Linked DNA regions of Homo sapiens: region 2 is linked to region 1. A link is an interaction called in ENCODE POLR2A ChIA-PET data of the cell type or tissue named here. Cell type or tissue: MCF 10A. All regions are shown on one strand. Links, peaks and the distances in the headings refer to the core of each region. The heading gives the core; the rest is flanking DNA.

The links. ChIA-PET counts read pairs that join two places held together with the same protein. Peaks named below come from ENCODE experiments on the same cell type or tissue, not always from the same donor. Only the 100,000 strongest peaks of a DNase experiment are listed, where the experiment ranks them.
Region 2: POLR2A ChIA-PET joins it to region 1 with 5 read pairs; 2 of 35 experiments call an interaction of 5 or more read pairs at or near these places.

Annotation. Positions count from the first base shown.
Region 1 is chr22:38,221,827-38,229,769 of GRCh38, reverse strand. TMEM184B (transmembrane protein 184B) reads left to right here. Exons shown (of 9, transcript NM_012264.5): 6 at 2,900-2,991; 7 at 4,177-4,346; 8 at 4,791-4,985. SNORA92 (small nucleolar RNA, H/ACA box 92) reads left to right here and starts at 5,050; the gene lies at 5,050-5,291. RefSeq lists enhancers at 56-786, 4,611-5,111, 6,527-7,027. In MCF 10A, for the core only: a CTCF peak has its summit at 6,280 (motif pointing left); a DNase peak (open chromatin) is centred at 6,799.
Region 2 is chr22:37,858,918-37,869,106 of GRCh38, reverse strand. It overlaps EIF3L (eukaryotic translation initiation factor 3 subunit L), which reads right to left. Exons shown (of 13, transcript NM_016091.4): 6 at 6,069-6,138; 7 at 5,762-5,835. Among named protein-coding and RNA genes, the nearest start is that of EIF3L, 15 kb to the right of the region's middle. RefSeq lists an enhancer at 6,058-6,557. In MCF 10A, for the core only: a CTCF peak has its summit at 5,417 (motif pointing right); a DNase peak (open chromatin) is centred at 5,436.

The DNA of each region.
Region 1 (7,943 bases), core at 5,444-7,943:
CCTGGGCTGACCTCCCTGTGGTCTAGAGTAGCCTTGGCAATCCAGCCGCTCTAGCTTCCTGGGCTGGCCTCCCTGTGGTCTAGAGTAGCCTTGGCAATCCAGCCACTCTAGCTTCCTGGGCTGACCTCCCTGTGGTCTAGAGTAGCCTTGGCAATCCAGCTGCTCTAGCTTCCTGGGCTGACCTCCCTGTGGTCTAGAGTAGCCTGGGTGGGGGCAGTGTGGTGGGGTCGCTCAGTGTGTGGGCCTGGGTGTCTGACCATCTGAGCCTGATTTCCAGCTTTTCCTCTGACTCTGTGACCTTGGATAATTGGCTTACCCTCTCTGAGCTTTAGTTTCCTCCACTGTAAAATGAGTGTAATGATACTCCTCTCTAGAGATGGTTGTGAGGATCAGATGAGGTCATGGATGTAGAGCTTTCAGCCCGGCGTGGTGGAGCCCACGGCCTCCTGTTCAGGGAGGCAGAGTCTGAGGGGATCACGCCCACTCTTCATGACCTTGCGTTAGTCTCCTCTGGGGCTCCGTAGGGGCTCTGTCATGTCAGCCCCTCCAGCTTCGCCAAGAGTAGTCACGAAAGTACATGAAACCCACAGCCAAGTCACGATGGCCCTGGAGGGCGGGGCCTGCTGCTCCCTTCTGTGCAGGGCCCAGGCCACAGGGCGGGCACACCCACAAAGCCTCCACCTGAACATGCCAAGTCTCCAGTTCTGCTTCCAGACCTTCCTTCCCTAGCATGTTCCTAAATTCAGAATCTCACCACTGGACCTGCAGGGAAAGAGTTAAAACTATCCTGGGTTCAGGGTGGGGCATTGAGAGCCATTGTTTACCAGTTGGTGCAGCCACCCAGGTTCCGGCCAGCTGTGACTCACTGCCTTGTTTGATGATTATATTGTCTACAAAATTTTGATTTCATGATTGTTAGCTAGTGTGGCCTTGTTAGAAATTATTCCCCAGCCCTGTGGGCTCAGATGTTCTGTTCTTGTTCCTGGCGGTGGCAGGGAGAGATATAAGAAGAAAGAGAACAAAAGAGGCCTCTTCCTTTCTTTACCAGGGCGAGAGAGCACACCCCACAGCTTTGTCCTAGAGGCACAGAGACAGGCCTTTGACTCCTCAGGGCCAGTGCTCAATATCCAGACCTTCTGGAGAGATTCCCTACTTAAAGTAGAGATTCCCAGATCAACCACCCACTACCCTAGCCCATAGGAGAAGTTCTGGAATGGAGCCCTGGAACCTGGCACATGTCTAAAGCTCCCTGGGGGTTCTGATGTCCAGCCCAGCCTGGGAACTGCTGACTGGTCCAGGGTATGGTCAGGTGATGATTCTGGGGCCTGCTGGCCTGGGCTCTGCTGCTGCTGCTGCTGCTGCTTCAGCTTCTCTCTGCCTCAGTTTCCTCACCTGTACCATGGGGATAATGACAGCACCCACGTCAGGGGGCTGTCATGAGTACCAGGTGAGCTGACCCAGGGAAACACCAGCCTGTTGCTAGGCTCATAACTGGAACTCATGCAAACTGCCGTTCTTCCCTTTTCCCCAGAAGGTGCCAGTCCCACTTCTCTAGGCGGGATGACAGGGCCAGGGACGTTCTGTGGGGCTTTCTGAGAGTGGGACTGCACGTCTGCCCCATCACGCGGGCCTCTCCGTATGGCAGCCCCATGGTGTGGGCTGCCTGGGGCTCCCCTGCAAGACCCACTCAGATCCCCAGTTGGGGCAGAAGCTGCAGGTTTCACGGATCACGGTTCCCACTCCAGGCTCCTCGTCCTCTTTGCAGCTACACTAGTTGAGCCTTTTGGATTGGATTTAACCTCCCCCAGCTCCTCAGAAGGGGTCTTAGGGCTTAGATTTATTTGCTTTCTAGATAATGGTGATACTAGTGATGTTATGGGCACCATGGGTCCGCCCGTAGGGAATCGGGAAAACCTGGCTGAGGAACTCTTTCCGTGGCTCAGCCAGCTAGCAGGCGCCGTTAGTGCATGTACAGAGGCGGGAGACTCCCGAGAAGATGCTGCGCTTCCTGGCTGTGCCATCCCCGCAGCAGTGGCCCTGTGGTGTGGGGAGTGACTACATCCTTTTCATCAGGGAGTCTGTGCTCAGAGGCCAAGTGTCTGCCCAAGCTGTCCCCAGAGTTCAAACTCAGATTTTGAGACTCTGGAGTCCACGTGCTCTGGGCTCCTGCAGGTCACCTCCATCCCCAGAGTGACCTCTGCTGACCAGAAACCCTGGACCCAGGCCCAGAGAGTAGGGCTAGGAACCAGATCGGGGGTGGACATGGAGGATGGGAGGAGGCCCTCACCTGCGCCGGCTTCCCGGTGGCTGGTTCCTTGAGCAGGGCCCTAGCCTTGCCCCGGGCACCAAGGTCTCCAGGACCTGGCCCTGCCCATCTCCTCAGCCACCTCTCTAGTGCGCAGCCCCTTGCACCTGTCCACCCTCTGCCTCGGGGCCTTGGTGCAAGCTGCCCCCTCTGCCTGTCGAGCCTCTCATCTCCGGCACCCACCTGATGGTCCTGGCTCGAGAAGCTTCCTTGTGTGCATCTCCTGTCTCCCGCCTCCATCGTGCCCTGCCACACCATTCCTCCCTTCCTCCCTCCCTTCCTCCACATGCTCATATCACATACGGCATTGCGCTGGCTGCATCTCCTATATGTTCTGCCCCCCGCCCCGCGCAGACAGCAGTCCCCTGGGAGCAGGACACGTAGCCACCCCCCATCTCCTCCATCTCCTCTATCCTTCCATCCCCTCCATCCCTTCGTCCCTCCATCCCCTCCGTCCCTCCATCCCTCCGTCCTCTCCGTCTCCTTCATCCTCTCTGTCCCTCCATCCGGTACAGTTCCGTCTGCCAGAGGCAGGGCTTGCTTCATGCCTTCTGTGCTCCTCCTCCACACTCAACCTCCTTTTCCCCCCAACAGGCCACCCTGCAGTTCTGTGTGGTGAAGCCACTCATGGCGGTCAGCACTGTGGTCCTCCAGGCCTTCGGCAAGTACCGGGATGGGGACTTTGAGTAAGCAGCGGGTGCTCCCCGGGGTGTGTGGGAGGAGTGTTGGCGCAGGCTGGTGCCTTGGCTCAGGGAAGGGGGCAGCCAGAGTGGCCGCACAGCCATGACCTTCCTGGGTGTCTGGTGCTCACAACCCCCCTGAAGTCTGAGCCCAGCAGTGGACACCCTTGCAGTTGGCCCCGCTGCCAGCCCCGGAGTGAGCCATTGGCAGCAGTCACGTTCATGTCCAGGCTGCAGAGTGGTACCATGAAGGGATGGGCCACAAAGGGACAGTGACCACTGCTGAGGCAGGGAGCGAGAGGGTCAGAGCCCCAAGAGGTCGGCTCAAGTCCACAGATACAAAGCCCGTGCTGTGTAAATTGTCCACACCCATTTCATTCTGGGCTTAGTGAAAGTGACCCCGTGGCTGGGCACAGTGGTTCACGCCTGTAATCCTAGCACTTTGGGAGGCCAACGCGGGTAGATCACCTGAGGTCAGGAGTTCAAGACCAGCCTGGCCAACATGGTGAAACCCCATCACTACTAAAAATACAAAAAATTAACCGGGCGTGGTGACGGGTGCCTATAATCCCAGCTACTCGGGAGGCTGAGGCAGGAGAATCGCTTGAACCCAGGAGGCAGAGGTTGCGGTGAGCCAAGATCACGCCATTGCACTCTAGCCTGGGTGACAAGAACAAAACTCCATATCTAAAAAAAAAAAAAAAAAAAGTGACCATGTGTCTAGCCCTGTGCTTTCAAGCTCTCGGCACACACTGTCTGTGAACTGTGTAACAGCCCTGCCAGGGCAGGTGGGCAAAAGGAGGTCAGGGGGATGCAGCCGACCGAGTGAAAAGGCAGCAGAGCTGAGCAGCGTCACCTATTTTGACGCCTGTTATCTGAGTGTCAGGCTATGGCCTCGGGCCCGGCCCTGGCTTCCACACTGGTGTCCAACGTTAGGAGTGTGGGCACCAGGGCTTAGACAAGTCCACGAGCCACGCAGAGGCAGTAGAGCTGGTCTGGCCTGCAGGCGCACCCCATGTACCCCCACCCCTGTCTGTCGCTTTGATCACCCATTCTGACCCCTTCAGTGGCTCGTTGAGCTCTGCTGGAGGTGTGGGGCTGAGAGCCATGGGGACTGTGTGTGGTGCAGTCGAGGAGAGCCCCTTCCCTCCAAGGGTCTGTCCCAGCCAGAAAATGCTCCCCGTCCCGCAGCGTCACCAGTGGCTACCTCTACGTGACCATCATCTACAACATCTCCGTCAGCCTGGCCCTCTACGCCCTCTTCCTCTTCTACTTCGCCACCCGGGAGCTGCTCAGCCCCTACAGCCCCGTCCTCAAGTTCTTCATGGTCAAGTCCGTCATCTTTCTTTCCTTCTGGCAAGGTGAGCCCCCTCCCAGCACCTGGAGGCTGCCCATGCCACCCTGTCCTCTGCGCTTCCTGCTGCCCCTTCTGCTTATGGTCCCTGGTGCCTGTAGGGCCTGTTCAGAGGGGCCTCAGCCCACTGGGCACTTGCTGGGGGTGAAATCTGAGCCCTCGAGGGCCTTTCCCAGGGGCTAGGGAGAGCTTTGGTGGGGCCGCTACATGGATGAGAGGGCCCAGGAGACCCTGCGTAATTGCTGGCATCTCAGTTTCGGTGGCAAAGAGCTGGGAGAGTGGGGTTTCCGGAGGCTGTGGCCTTGTGTCGCTACCCCTGCCCTGCAGGAGCAGCTGTGGCCCTGCTCACATCCTCACTGGGGCATGTGGGCAGCTGAATGGGGCATTGTGGAAGAAGGGGGAGCAGGAAAGGAATCATTCTGGGTCCAGACACCCGTGCCTCCCCATCCAGGCATGCTCCTGGCCATCCTGGAGAAGTGTGGGGCCATCCCCAAAATCCACTCGGCCCGCGTGTCGGTGGGCGAGGGCACCGTGGCTGCCGGCTACCAGGACTTCATCATCTGTGTGGAGATGTTCTTTGCAGCCCTGGCCCTGCGGCACGCCTTCACCTACAAGGTCTATGCTGACAAGAGGCTGGACGCACAAGGTATGAGCCAGGGTCCTAGGCGACCCCCGCTGGGAGAAGCAGGGAGCCCCAAACATCCCAGGACCCTCCCACCTCCCAGCATCCTACAGGTGCGGCTGGGTCAGGACATGGGATCCCCACTCTATATGCAGGAATGGGGCCACAGAGGTCGGGGAAGAGCAGGTGCCACCAGCACGACCGATTCGGTCCTGGAAGCTCAGGCCACCTGTCCCTTGCAGCAGGTCCAAGTGTGGCGGTCCAGGGCTGATACAGACAGAGACTGTAATGAATAGACAAATTCCCTCGGGCTTCTAACTCCCAACACTGTGGTTACCATTTTGTCCTGTAATTCCCTCATCTCATATGCTATTTTTTAAAAAAAGGATACTTCTGGCCGGGCACGGTGGCTCACGCCTATAATCCCAGCACTTTGGGAGGCCGAGGCGGGTGGATCACAAGGTCAGGAGATCGAGACCATCCTGGCTAACACGGTGAAACCCTGTCTCTACTAAAAATACAAAAAATTAGCCGGGCGTGGTGGCGGGTGCTTGTAGTCCGAGCTACTCGGGAGGCTGAGGCAGGAGAATGGTGTGAATCCAGGAGGCGGAGCTTGCAGTGAGCGAGATTGTGCCATTGCACTCCAGCCTGGGTGACAGAGCAAGACTCCGTCTCAAAAAAAAGAAAGAAAGAAAAAAAAGAATACTTCTGAGAAACAGACTCGGATGGTAATAGGTTTTAACAGCTTTCTTTTACACCTGCGAATCTTCCTCCTTGCTAGAACAGTGGTAAGTAGCCCCAGTTGTACTGGAAAATGCCCTGGAGAGCTTTTGGAAGTGCTGATACCCAGCCCCACCCTCGGAGATCCCGCTGTAATGGGTCCGGGCTGGCAGGCTGGGTGTGCTGTGAGAGTTCTGTGCTTTAAGCACTCCCAGGGTGATGTGAAAGTGCTGCTGCCCGGGACGCTCCACTGGGCTGGAAGGGCTGCCTCTGGCCACTGGGCAGAAGGGGGTTGTCCTTGGAGGATGGGGAAGAGGAGGCTGGGAATGCCTGAGACTGATTGAGCCAGTAAAGGGGCAGGAGGGACTGGGGAGAGGGGAGCCTCCTTCTCTGACACATCCACCCAGGAGCCTGGCTGCTGCCAGCTGTCTGCCCGAGTGGCTGGAGGCAAGAAACCCACTTCCCCAGGGCCTACCTGCAGGCCCCACACAGGCTCCGTGGTGGGTGGTGTGGACTGTAGAAATGTCTGCCTGCAGCGGGGCTCCGCGGCCCACTTCCCGCCCCCCTTCCTCTGTGCCTTCCCTGGTGGGGGAAGACCTACTCTGTGCCCAAAGAGCAGGTGCACAAAGGCCAGGGGTTGCCACCTGGTGGCCCAGTTGGAAGGATCTAGCAAACACACACCCAGCATTGAGGGCAGTGTCCCTTGGACCTGGTGTGGTATACCCTGTGCCCGTGGGAACATCATCCTTGGGCCTGGGGCCTGGGGCCACCCCAAGGAGCAAGGGGGCCCATGGCAGAGAACCATTCCTGCACCACTGGGGCTCAGCAGAGGGGCTCTGCTGCCTGGCCTGAGCTGTCCCTCTAGACATACCCACGCCCGGCCGGGGAAGCTGCTTGCCCTCTTCTGCCTCCCCACTGGTCCTGAGCCCCCTGCTACCCTCTAACCCAGGCCCAGACCCTCAGCCCTCAGGATAGGCTTAGGTGCAGAGCTGGCTCAGCTGTGCGATTGTAACCCCTCCCTCTGAGCCTCCATGTCCTGGTCTGGGAAGTGTTGTGAGGTTTGTAAAATGTGAGGTGTGGATGTGGCCCCAGGCTAGCCGGGGAAGAAGTGGGGATGGGACGTCCTGACCTAGACGTGGAGGCGGAACTCAGTCGCCAGACGGATGTTTCCTGTTGGCGTGAACACCAGGGGAGGAGTCATCCCTAGGTGGATATCCCCCCTGCCAGGCCCCAGGAGGCACCTGGAGCTTCCTGGGTGCCCTGTGGGGCCTGGGGGGGTGGGGACAGGGTGTGTGGTGTGTCGTGCTGGTGGGCCTCGGTGGTGGGCACACATTGTTCACTCAGCTGTCTCTTGTCTTCTCTATTTCTTTGGCTTCTCTCCCCGCCCCCCTTGCCCTGCTTTTGCCCGGGGTTTGGCCGCGGGCAGTGCCAACATACGGCCCTTACGGTAGGTCCCGCTCTTGGTCTGCATGTCTGTCCTGCATGTCAGTTCTGGTCACTGTCACTGGCATGCGTCTCTCTGTAGCTCTTCTCCGTGTCCTCATCTCCTCCCCACCGGCACCCCCTGGGTGGGAGCGCCCAGAGCACCTGTCAAGGGCCACCCTCTGTAGAGCTTGCCTGCTTCCGTCCTCGTTTCTCGTTCTGGAATATGCCCCGCCTTCTTCTGGGGGCACAGTGCTGTTCATGGGATATCGGGGCATTTCACGATGTTTCCAAGAGTTCACAAGCTGAGTCAGGAATCCTGGGTTCCAGGGGTGGGCTCGTCCCTTACATCCAGGTGTCCTGGGCCACCTTTCTGCTCTGAGCCCCTGAGGATGGGGACAGTTGATTAGAGAGATGAGGAGGAAGCCCTCTTAGAGGGAGCCAGTGAGTCGCATCTGCTCCCCTGGGGGTGCAGGCCAGCCTGGTCCTGATCTCCAGAGTAGAGGGAGCACAGCACTTCCCCCGGTGGTGGGGGACGCGCCTGGCACCTGTGGAACCGGGCACCCCTGGCTTCCAGGCCCTCTGGCCCCACATGCCCCAACTTCAGTCAGTGCTGAGCCTGCTCTGGCCTCTCTGGGGCATTCTAGGCTCACTGCCCATAGCTTGCCAGTCTCCACCCTGGGTCCCTTCCCTGCAGCCAGCCCAGCTCCCAGTGGGGGTTTATGTCTGCTCCTCTTCACAGTCCAGCCTCCCCTTGGGGCTCCCCAGCCAAAGAAGTCCATTTTTTCCTGCCCCTTCTCATATCCTGGACCCCATTCTCTGTCCCAGAAGGGATGGTTG
Region 2 (10,189 bases), core at 4,169-6,668, 360 kb after region 1:
ATGCTAATTTTGTAATATAAAAACAAAGAATATGCCAGGCACGGTGGCTCACGCCTATAATCCCAGCACTTTGGGAAGCCAAGGTGGATGGATCATGAGATCAAGAGTTCGAGAACAGCTTGGCCAACATGGTGAAACCCCATCTCTACTAAAAATACAAAAACAGGCCGGGTGCGGTGGCTCATGCCTGTAATCCCAGCACTTTGGGAGGCCGATGCAGGCGGATTACCTGAGGTCGGGAGTTTGACACCAGCCTGACCAACATGGAGAAACCCCATCTGTACAAAAAATGCAAAACTAGCCAGGTACAGTGATACATGCCTGTAATCCCAGCTACTCGGGAGGCTGAGGCAGGTGAATCGCTTGAACCTGGGAGGCAGAGGTTGCGGTGAGCCAAGATCGCACCATTGCACTCCAGCCTGGGCAACAAGAGCAAAACTCCGTCTCAAAAAAAAAAAAAAAAAAAAAAAAAGCACCAAAACAAAAATAGCCAGGTGTGGTGGCACATGCCTGTAATCCCAGCTACTCGGGAGGCTGAGGCAGGAGAATCCCTTGAACCTGGGAGGCAGAGGTTGCAGTGAGCTGAGATCACGCCACTGCACTCCAGCCTAGGTGACAGAGCAAGACTCCGCCTTAGGGGGGAAAAAAAAAGAATATCCAGAATATATAAAGAATTCTCAGGCTGGGTGCGGTGGCGCTTACACCTGTTATCCAAGCACTTTGGGAGGCCGAGATGGGTGGATCCCTTGAGGTCAGGAGTTCAAAACCAGCCTGGCCAACATGGTGAAACCCCGTCTCTACTAAAAATGCAAAAAAAAAAAAAAAATTAGCAGGGCGTGGTGGTGCACACCTGTAATCCAGATACTTGGGAAGCTGAGGCAGGAAAATCGCTTGAACACAGGAGGTGGAGACTGCAGTGAGCAGAGATCATGCCACTGCACTCCAGCCTGGGCGAAAGAGCGAGACTCTGTCTCAAAAAAAAAAAAAAAAAAAAAATCCTACAAAGAATTCTCGTAATGCAATTAAAAAAGCAATCAAATAGAAAACAGGCAAAGAATAGTGATGATCACTTCAAAGAAAACAAAATTGACAATTAATATGGGAAATCAGAAAAGTATGATTTTTTTTTCTTTTTCTTTTTTTTTTTTTTTTGAGATGGAGTCTCGCTCTGTCTCCGAGGCTGGAGTGCAGTGGTGCAATCTCGGCTCTCTGCAAGCTCCGCCTCCTGGGTTCACGCCATTCTCCTGCCTCAGCCTCCTGAGTAGCTGGGACTACAGGCGCCCACCACCATGCCTGGCAAATTTTTTTGTATTTTTAGTAGAGACGGGGTTTCACCGTGTTAGCCAGGATGGTCTCAATCTCTTGACCTCATGATCCGCCTGCCTCGGCCTCCCAAAGTGCTGGGATTACAGGTGTGAACCACCGCGCTGATTTTTTTTTTTTTTTTTTTGAGACGGAATCTCACTCTACTGCCCAGGGTGGAGTGCGGTGGTGTGATCTCAGCTCACTGCAACCTCTGCCTCTCGGTTCAAGTGATTCTCATCCCTCAGCTGCTGAGTAGCTGGGATTACAGACATGCACCACCAAGTCTGGGTAATTTTTGTATTTTTAGTAGAGACGGGGTTTCACCATGTTGGCCAGGCTGGTCTCGAACTCCTGGCCTCAAGTGATCTGCCCGCCTTGGCCTCCCAGAGTGCTAAGATTACAGGCGTGAGCCACTGCGCCCGGCCAGAATTTCTTTCCCATTGAACTGACAAAAATTAGACAGACTGATAATATCCAGTACAGAAAACAGTTGGTCTTGGCTAGGCATGGTGGCTCACGCCTGTAATCCCAGCACTTTTGGAGGCTGAGCAGGGAGAATTGCTTTATCCCAGGATTTCAAGACCCCATCTCTGCAACAAATTAAAAATCAGCTGGGTGCACCTGTAGTCCGAGCTACTCAGGAGGCTAAGGTGGGGGGATTGCTTGAGCCCAGGAGGTCAAGGCTGCAATGAGCTATGATCACACCACTGCACTCCAGCCTGGACCATAAAGGCAAGACCCCCATCTCTTAAACAAAGAAACAAAAAAACCAACAGTTGCTCTCAAACACCGCTGGTAGTAACACAATTTGATACAGCCCATTGGTGGGACAATATATTACTATTTATTATAATTCAAAGTGATTGAAACGTTCTTTTATCTTGATTGTGGCACTGTACACATTTGTTGAATCTCATCCACTGTACACTGATTCTGGTACATTTTATTGTATATTAAACTACACCTCATGGCTGGGCATGGTGGTTCACACCTGTTTTTTGTTTTTTGTTTTTTTTGAGACAGAGTCTTGCTTTGTCACCCAGGCTGGAGTGCAGTGGCGCAATCTCAGCTCACTGCAACCTCCACCTCCCAGGTTCAAGCGATTCTCCTGCCTCAGCCTCCTAAATAGCTGGGATTACAGGTACCTGCCACCACGCCCGGCTGATTTTTTTGTATTTTTAGTAGAGACGGGGTTTCACCATGTTGGTCAGGCTGGTCTCGAACTCCTGACCTCGTGATCCACCCGCCTTGGCTTCCCAAAGAGCTGGGATTAACAGGCGCGAGCTGGTGGCTCATCTCTACTTAAAAAAATAAACTATACCTCAGTAAGCTGATTTAAAAAAACTTAAAAAGCAAGTATCGTTCAATCCACAATTCTACTTCTAGGTAGTGATCCCTAAAAATATGCCTGTGTACAACATATATATGGATATTCACTGATTCACTGCCTGTAATTGTGGAAACTGACAACCCAAAGGTTCATCATCAGAGGCATGGTATATCCATATCACGCACACTGCAGCAAAAGAGCAAGTCAGGTCTATGAAAATATGGTTTAAGTGTGTTAACAAGTCACAGTAAATGGCACAATAGAGTACGTAACCATTTTTGAAGTGATCTCTCTTTATACAGTCATGTTTATGTAAGTGCCTGAGAAACATCAACAAGGTGCCTTTCCTTCCAGACAGTAATTGATACCTCTGCAAAAGCAAGCAAGGCAGGCACTTTCACTATATCTGTAGTTTGAAAAAACAAAAACAAATAAATAAAACAGGGTGGCGAGGAAGAGCCACCTACCCCATGTGGCATCTACCTGGCCAGGACGAAATACACCAGCCACTTACTGACCCTCACTGGACAGTCTTTGTTAGAAAGCACCGTAAGCCCCTTAACAACAACACTGGCTAAGCCCAGGGAATTATGATTATCTTAAGAGGGATAAAGAAAATCAGCACGGATGATCCTTCTTCACTTGCTCTAAGTCAAAAAGACTGCTATTCATCTATAAATATTCCAAATAAAAGGATGACACAAGCCAAGGAGCCAGAGGGCAAACAAGGCCAGTACGGTTTGTGGCCTTTGCTATGAAAGGCACTGAAGCCTAATCTTGAGCAGGAAGCCTCCTTCTCAAGGAGCACTATGAAGGTTTCTCAGCTCACCACTCGTAACGGTTCAGCACTTTGTATACACAACGTCTCCCTGGTTCACGGAGTTCTAATAACATCTTTATTAAGATACCAATTTATCCTGAAATAATCAGTTAGAGCTATAGACAGCACAAAAAGGGGGAAAAGAATTATATTTTGTCAAATTATATATTTTATTTTTTTTGGTTTTTTTTTTGAGACAGAGTCTCACTCTGTCGCCAGGCTGGAGTGCAGTGGCACGATTTTGGCTCACTGCAAGCTCTGCCTCTCGGGTTCGAGCGATTCCCCTGCCTCAGCCTCCCGAGTAGCTAGGATTACAAGCGCACACCACCACGCCCAGCTGTTTTTTTTTTAGTAGAGATGGGGTTTCACCATTGTGGCCAGGATGGTCTCCATCTCCAGACCTCGTGATCTGCCCACCTAGGCCTCCCAAAGTGTTGGGATTACAGGCGTGAGCCACCACGCCCAGCCTATTTTATGTTTTGTAGTCTCTATTTCTCGAACTCCTGGACTGAAGCGATCCTACTGCCTTGGACCCCAAAAATGCTGGGATTACAGTTGTGAGCAATCTGTATTTTTAAATAGAAGGACTGGGCTAAATAAGATGGAAAAGAATAATGATGACATTGAACATCATCACAATCAACAGGCAACGTGTATTAATTATTCTGTGACAGGCACTATGCTAAACACTCTATACGTAGTATCTCAGCAACATTCGCAGCAATCCGTTTTAGAGATGGGGAAACCAATGCACAGTGTGGTTAAGTAATGTGCCCACAACAGAACATGTTACCATTTTAAAATGGGCCAGTAGGCCAGGCGCGGTGGCTCACACCTGTAATCCCAGCACTTTGGGAGGCCAAGGAGGGCGGATCACCTGAAGTTGGGAGTTCGAGACCAGCCTGGTCAACATGGAGAAACCCCGTCTCTACTAAAAATACAAAAATTAGCTGGGCGTGGTGGTGGGCACCTGTAATCCCAGCTACTGGGGAGGCTGAGACAAGAGAATCGCTTGAACCCGGGAGGCAGAGGTTGCAGTGAGCCGGGATAATGCCACTGCACTCCAGCCTGGGTAACAGAGTCAGACTCCATCTCCAAAAAAAAAAAAAAAGCCAGTAAACAGCAACAGCAAAACCTGGACTTTTACCCCCAGGCTACACAGCTGCTGTACTTTATTTGCATTTGGCACAGTTCTCATTCGACCTTGAACAGCAACTCCTGAGGTAGGTGATATTCTTGTTGTGATGAAAATGTTCTATTGTATTCTGATCGAGCATACACTTAAGTAACCACCACCACAATCAAGATATAGATGGCTAGGCATGGTGGCTCACTTTGGGAGGCCAAGTCAAGAGGCTCACTTGAGGCCAGGAGTTCAACACCAGCATGGGCAACACAGCAAGACCCTCGTCTCTACAGTAATATAAATATCCACGTAAGTTGGTGTGGGCCTTGTAGTGGCAGCTACTCAGGTGGCTGAGGTGGGAAAATCACTTGAACCCAGGAGTTCTAGGCTGCAGTAAGCTATTATCACTGCACTCTAGCCTGAGCAACAGAGTGAGACCCTGACTCTTTCTTTTTTTTTTTTGAGATGGAGTCTTGCACTGTTACCAGGCTGGAGTGCAGTGGCACGATCTTGGCTCACTGCAAGCTCCGCCTCCTAGGTTCACGCCATTCTCCTGCCTCAGCCTACTGAGTAGCTGGGACTACAGGCGCCTGCCACCACGCCCGGCTAATTTTTTGTACTTTCAGTAGAGACGGGGTTTCACCGTGTTAGCCAGGATGGTCTTGATCTCCTGACCTCGTGATCTGCCCGCCTCTGCCTCCCAAAGTGCTAGGATTACAGGCGTGAGTCACCGCGCCCGGCCTGACCCTGACTCTTAAAAAAAAAAAGATAATAGAACATTTCCATTGTGTGGGTAAAGAAAGTGAGGCTCTGAGTTTAAATAGCACATCACTGTTACAGAGCTACCAGCAGGTGGCAGCACCCAAGTTAGAATCCACTTCCACCTCGCTCCAAAGCCTGTGAAGCCTGTGTTCTTACCACCAGACCACCTAACAAGGTCTAGTAAGAGCTTGATGAAGGTCAGGAGCTGAACTTATCCGACTTCCAGCTTCCTATCTGGAGTGCTTAGGCTTCCCTGCCTCTTCCGAAAGCCAGCTGAAACTGGAGTCTACTGCCATGGGGTATTTTACACTACAATGGGGATATTTTTACACCCTGCAGCTTTTTTACACAAACAATAGTAACAGCTATTCCTGGCATGGACCAGTTATTTCAAATTAGGCTGAAGCTGACCAGATACCTGGTAGATGAACTCATCGATAATATCCCAGAGCCACTGGTTGGGTAGTTCAAGGGGAGCAGGACCATCGGCATCTGTGCAGGAGATCACAGAAAAGTCAGATTCAAAGCAATGACTCTGCCCATTCTGTAGGCTGCAGAATGCTTTGTAATTTCTCTCTTAAAAGGACCATGAATCACAAGACCTCCCCTCTTCCCACCTACACATTAAGATCCTGCTAATTTAAAAAAAAAAAAAAAAAAGCTGGAGGCCAATGCTGAACCTCATCATAACCACACACACCCTCTTGGCCAAATCTCAGACTCACTAAGAATGTAGTTGAAGAGATTGCAGTAGTTGTAATAGGATTCAAACCTCTGCTCCAAGGAAGGTCCCCCCTGTAAAGAAAACAAGAGATATCAAGATACAGATATTTAATTTTAATGTGTTTTACCCATGGTATACTGTGACAGCTGTGAACAAATACAAGAGAATTGGTATCTGTCCTCTCTTTCTTACTATGTAAATATGCAAGTGAGAGGGAAGATAGAAAGTCCTATAGCAGCTGACGCACTGAATACTGCAACACGTGGTTAGGTTCTACAGCAACAGACCTTAAATGACCCTCAGAGCAGGGATGATGATCTGGCAAAGCAGAGAGAAGGAAAAGTGTTTCAGAAAAAAACCACACTAGCAAAGGCGAAGAAGTTAAATCGTGGCACTTGAAGGCTAGGGAGTTAAGAGAAGATAATGCTGCACCGGGCATCACTAGACTACGGGCCAGGAATGTTGCAGTCTTCCAACGCCAAACAAGCATCTAGGTCAGGGGGCCTGCAAATCTATTCCGCCACCTGTTTTGTAAATAAAGAAGTTTTACTGGAACACAGCCATGCCCACTCATTACATATTGTTGATAACTGCCACAAAGACATAGCTGAACAGATCTGACAGAAACCATCATGGCCCTCGAGACTAAAATACTTATTATCTGACCCTCCACAGAGAAGGTGGCTGACCCCTGGTCTGGTCTTTATGTTGCTTGCATCTGAGAACCACTGATAGTTTCTGAGCTGGGGAACCATACCATGAGCAATGTATTTGTGATGGAGAAGAAACACAACTTTGGAGTCAGTCCCACCTCTTATTAACTGTGGGGTTCTCACAAGGTATTTAATCTCTGTAAAATGTGGGCAAAAGATTGTTGACTAGTCACAATGAAGTAAGATTATATAGCTGGGCGCAGTGGCTCACGCCTGTAATCTCAACACTCTGGGAGGCTGAAGTGGGCTGATCACCTGAGGCCAGGAGTTTGAGAACAGGCTGGGCAACATGGCAAGACCCCGTCTCTGTTTAATAAAAGTTATGTAAGGTGCTTAATACATTAAGCACAATCTAAGCACATTCAATGAAAAACTGCTTCCCAAGGGCTTAAAACTGGTCATTTATGTAGGAGTCCTGGTAGCTAATAAAAAGATAACAGCATCAATAAGCTTCTGCTGAATCTTCATCTACAGACCAAACAGAGAGATTAGAGGTGGTAAAACCAGCTATACTATGGGCTATGGTGTCATGGTGTTCCCAAAAAAGCAGTGTACACATAATGGCTAGATTCTTAGCATATCCACAAAGTACCTGAACTTTAGCATCAATGGTAGTAGGGAATCTTTACTTTTTTTTTTTTTTGAGACGGAGTCTCGCTCTGGTGCCTAGGCTGGAGTGCAGCGGTGCAATCTCAGCTCACTGCAACCTCTGCCTCCTGGGGTCAAGTGATTCTTCCGTCTCAGCCTCCCGAGTAGCTGGGATTACAGGCACACGCCACCACGCCTGGCTAATTTTTGTATTTTTAGTAGAGACGGGGTTTCACCATATTGGTCAGGCTGGTCTCGAACTCCTGACCTCGTGATCCACCCGCCTTAGCCTCTCAAAGTTCTGGGATTACAGGCGTAAGCCACAGCGCCTGGCCAGGAATCTTTACTTTCTATCAGATAAAGTAGTCAGAGATCCCGCTGGGATGCCGGAAAAACATGGCCCCTTACTCTGGCAGCAAGAACTTTTCCACCTACCACTACTGACAGTGGCTCCTGTGGCCAAGGCAGGAGTTCTAGCCATATCAAGCGGTCCTCAAGGAGAAGAGGGGTGAGTAACTGTGAGAAACTAGGACCTCCTTAGGTGGAGATCTTGGTGCCAATTTCCTTCACTTACACATGCATGCAAGCACACACATGCTCAATTAACACCATTATGACCAGACATTATTCTAGGCACTGGATTATATTGGTGAACAAGACAAGCACATACCCCGGTGGAGTTAACCTTCCAGTAGATTAAGAAACTCCCTCCCCTAAATAAACAAATACAACGTACAAGAGATAAGTGCTCTGAAGTGCCACGAATATTGCCAGGAGCCCAGGGAGGGAGGGGGAAAGTTTCAGGAAATGAGTGAGAAGGGAAACAGGGCTAAAACCTGGAATTAGTAAGTGTGATGGGAAGTCATGGTAGGATTGGAAGTGACCTGATGAAACTATGTAGCAAAAGGATCATGCTGGTTATTATGTTGAGAATAAACAGCCAAGAGTGGAAACTGACACCAGGTAAGCAGCTCCTGCAGTAATTCAGGGAAGAGATGATAATGACTTCAACTAGGTGAGCAGCAGTGTGGCAGTGAAAAGTGGCTGATTCAAGAAGTATGCTGAAGGCCAGGCACAGTGGCTCACGCCTGTAATCTTAGCACTTTGGGAAGCCGAGGCGGGCGGATTACCTGAGGTCAGGAGTTCGAGACCAGCCTGGGCAACATAGCGAAACCCTGTCTCTACTAAAAATACAAAAATTAGCCAGGCGTGGTGGTGCATGCCTGTAATCCCAGCTACTCAGGAGGCTGAGGAAGGAGAATCGTTTGAGCCTGGAGAATTGCTTGAGCCCAGGAGACAGAGGTTGGAGTGAGCCGAGACGGCGCCACTGCATTCCAGCCTGGATGACAGAGCGAGACTCCGTCTCAAAAACAAAACAAAATAAAACAAAACAACAAAAAGAAGTATGTTGAAGACAGAGCTTAACAGGATTTGCTGGATATCATGTCAGAGAAAAGTCAAGAATAATGCCAAGGCTTTTAGTCCAATTAACTTGGTAATAAACGGTAGCATTTATTGAGATGATTACCATGAGAAAAACTAGTTTAGAGGGAAAATAAGAATTCAGTTTTAGATGTGTTAAGCTTCAGATGACTCAGACAGCCAAGTGCAGATGCTGACAGCTGAATATACAAGTCTGGACTTCAGTGGGGCAACTGAGGCTAAAGATAGAGATTAAGTCATTGGTGTATATAAATAATACAGATGGCATTTTTCTTTTCTTTTTGAGACAAGAGTCTCACTCTGTCACCCAGGCTGGAGTGCAGTGGTACGATCTCGGCTCACTGCAACCTCCGCTTCCCGGGTTCAAGCGATTCTCCTGCCTCAGCCTTCCAAGTAGCTGGGATTACAGGCACCCGCCACCACGCCCAGCTTATTTTTGTAGTTTCATATTTTTAATAGAGACGAGGTTTCTCCATGTTGGCCAGGCTGGTCTCAAATTCCTGACCTCAGGTGACCTGCCCTTAGCCTCCCAAAGTGCTGGGATTATAGGCGTGAGCCACCGCGCCCAGCCTTAAATAGTACAGATGGCATTTTAAGAAACTTTAGGCACTCTAGGCCGGGCGTGGTGGCTCACGCCTGTCATCCCAGCACTTTGGGAGGCCAAGGCGGGCGGAACACGAGGTCAGGAGATGGAGACCATCCTGGCTAACACAGTGAAACCCCGTCTCTACTAAAAATACAAAAAAATTAGCCAGGTGTGGTGGCAGGCACCTGCAATCCCAGCTACTCAGGAGGCTGAGGCAGGAGAATGGCGTGAACCTGGGAGGTGGAGCCTGCAGTGAGCTGAGATCGCGCCACTGTACTCCAGCCTGGGCGACAGAGCGAGACTCACTCTCTCTCAAAAAAAAAAAAAAAAAAAAAGAAACTTCACGTACTCTATAATTTAGAAGTCGGGAAGAACAGAATCTAGCAAGTGCTCAAAGTTGGGATAATGTGTAGAATACTGGTGTTATAACAAGCTGGTCTAGATTCAAGGAGTTTTGTCACTTACTAGCTGGATAAATTTGAGAAAAGGTAACCTCTTGGCACCTCGGGTACCAACTTTGCACGATTGATAGTAGAATTAGATATGTGAAGATGTGTGCTAAGTGCCTAGCATTGTGCTTGGCATACAGTGACAGTGTTATGTACATCTCAGAGAAACAGAGGCTCAATGCTCTGAAGGGAAAAAGAACCCCAAGCAGAAGCAGCAGCAGGTACCTGGAAATATCCTATGAGGCTGGCAGCCTATAACCAGTGCATGGGTGATTGCCCAGTCCAGGAGAATTGTGGGGACAGAGAAATTTAAAAGAATGCATAGGTTATATAGCGTTAGTGT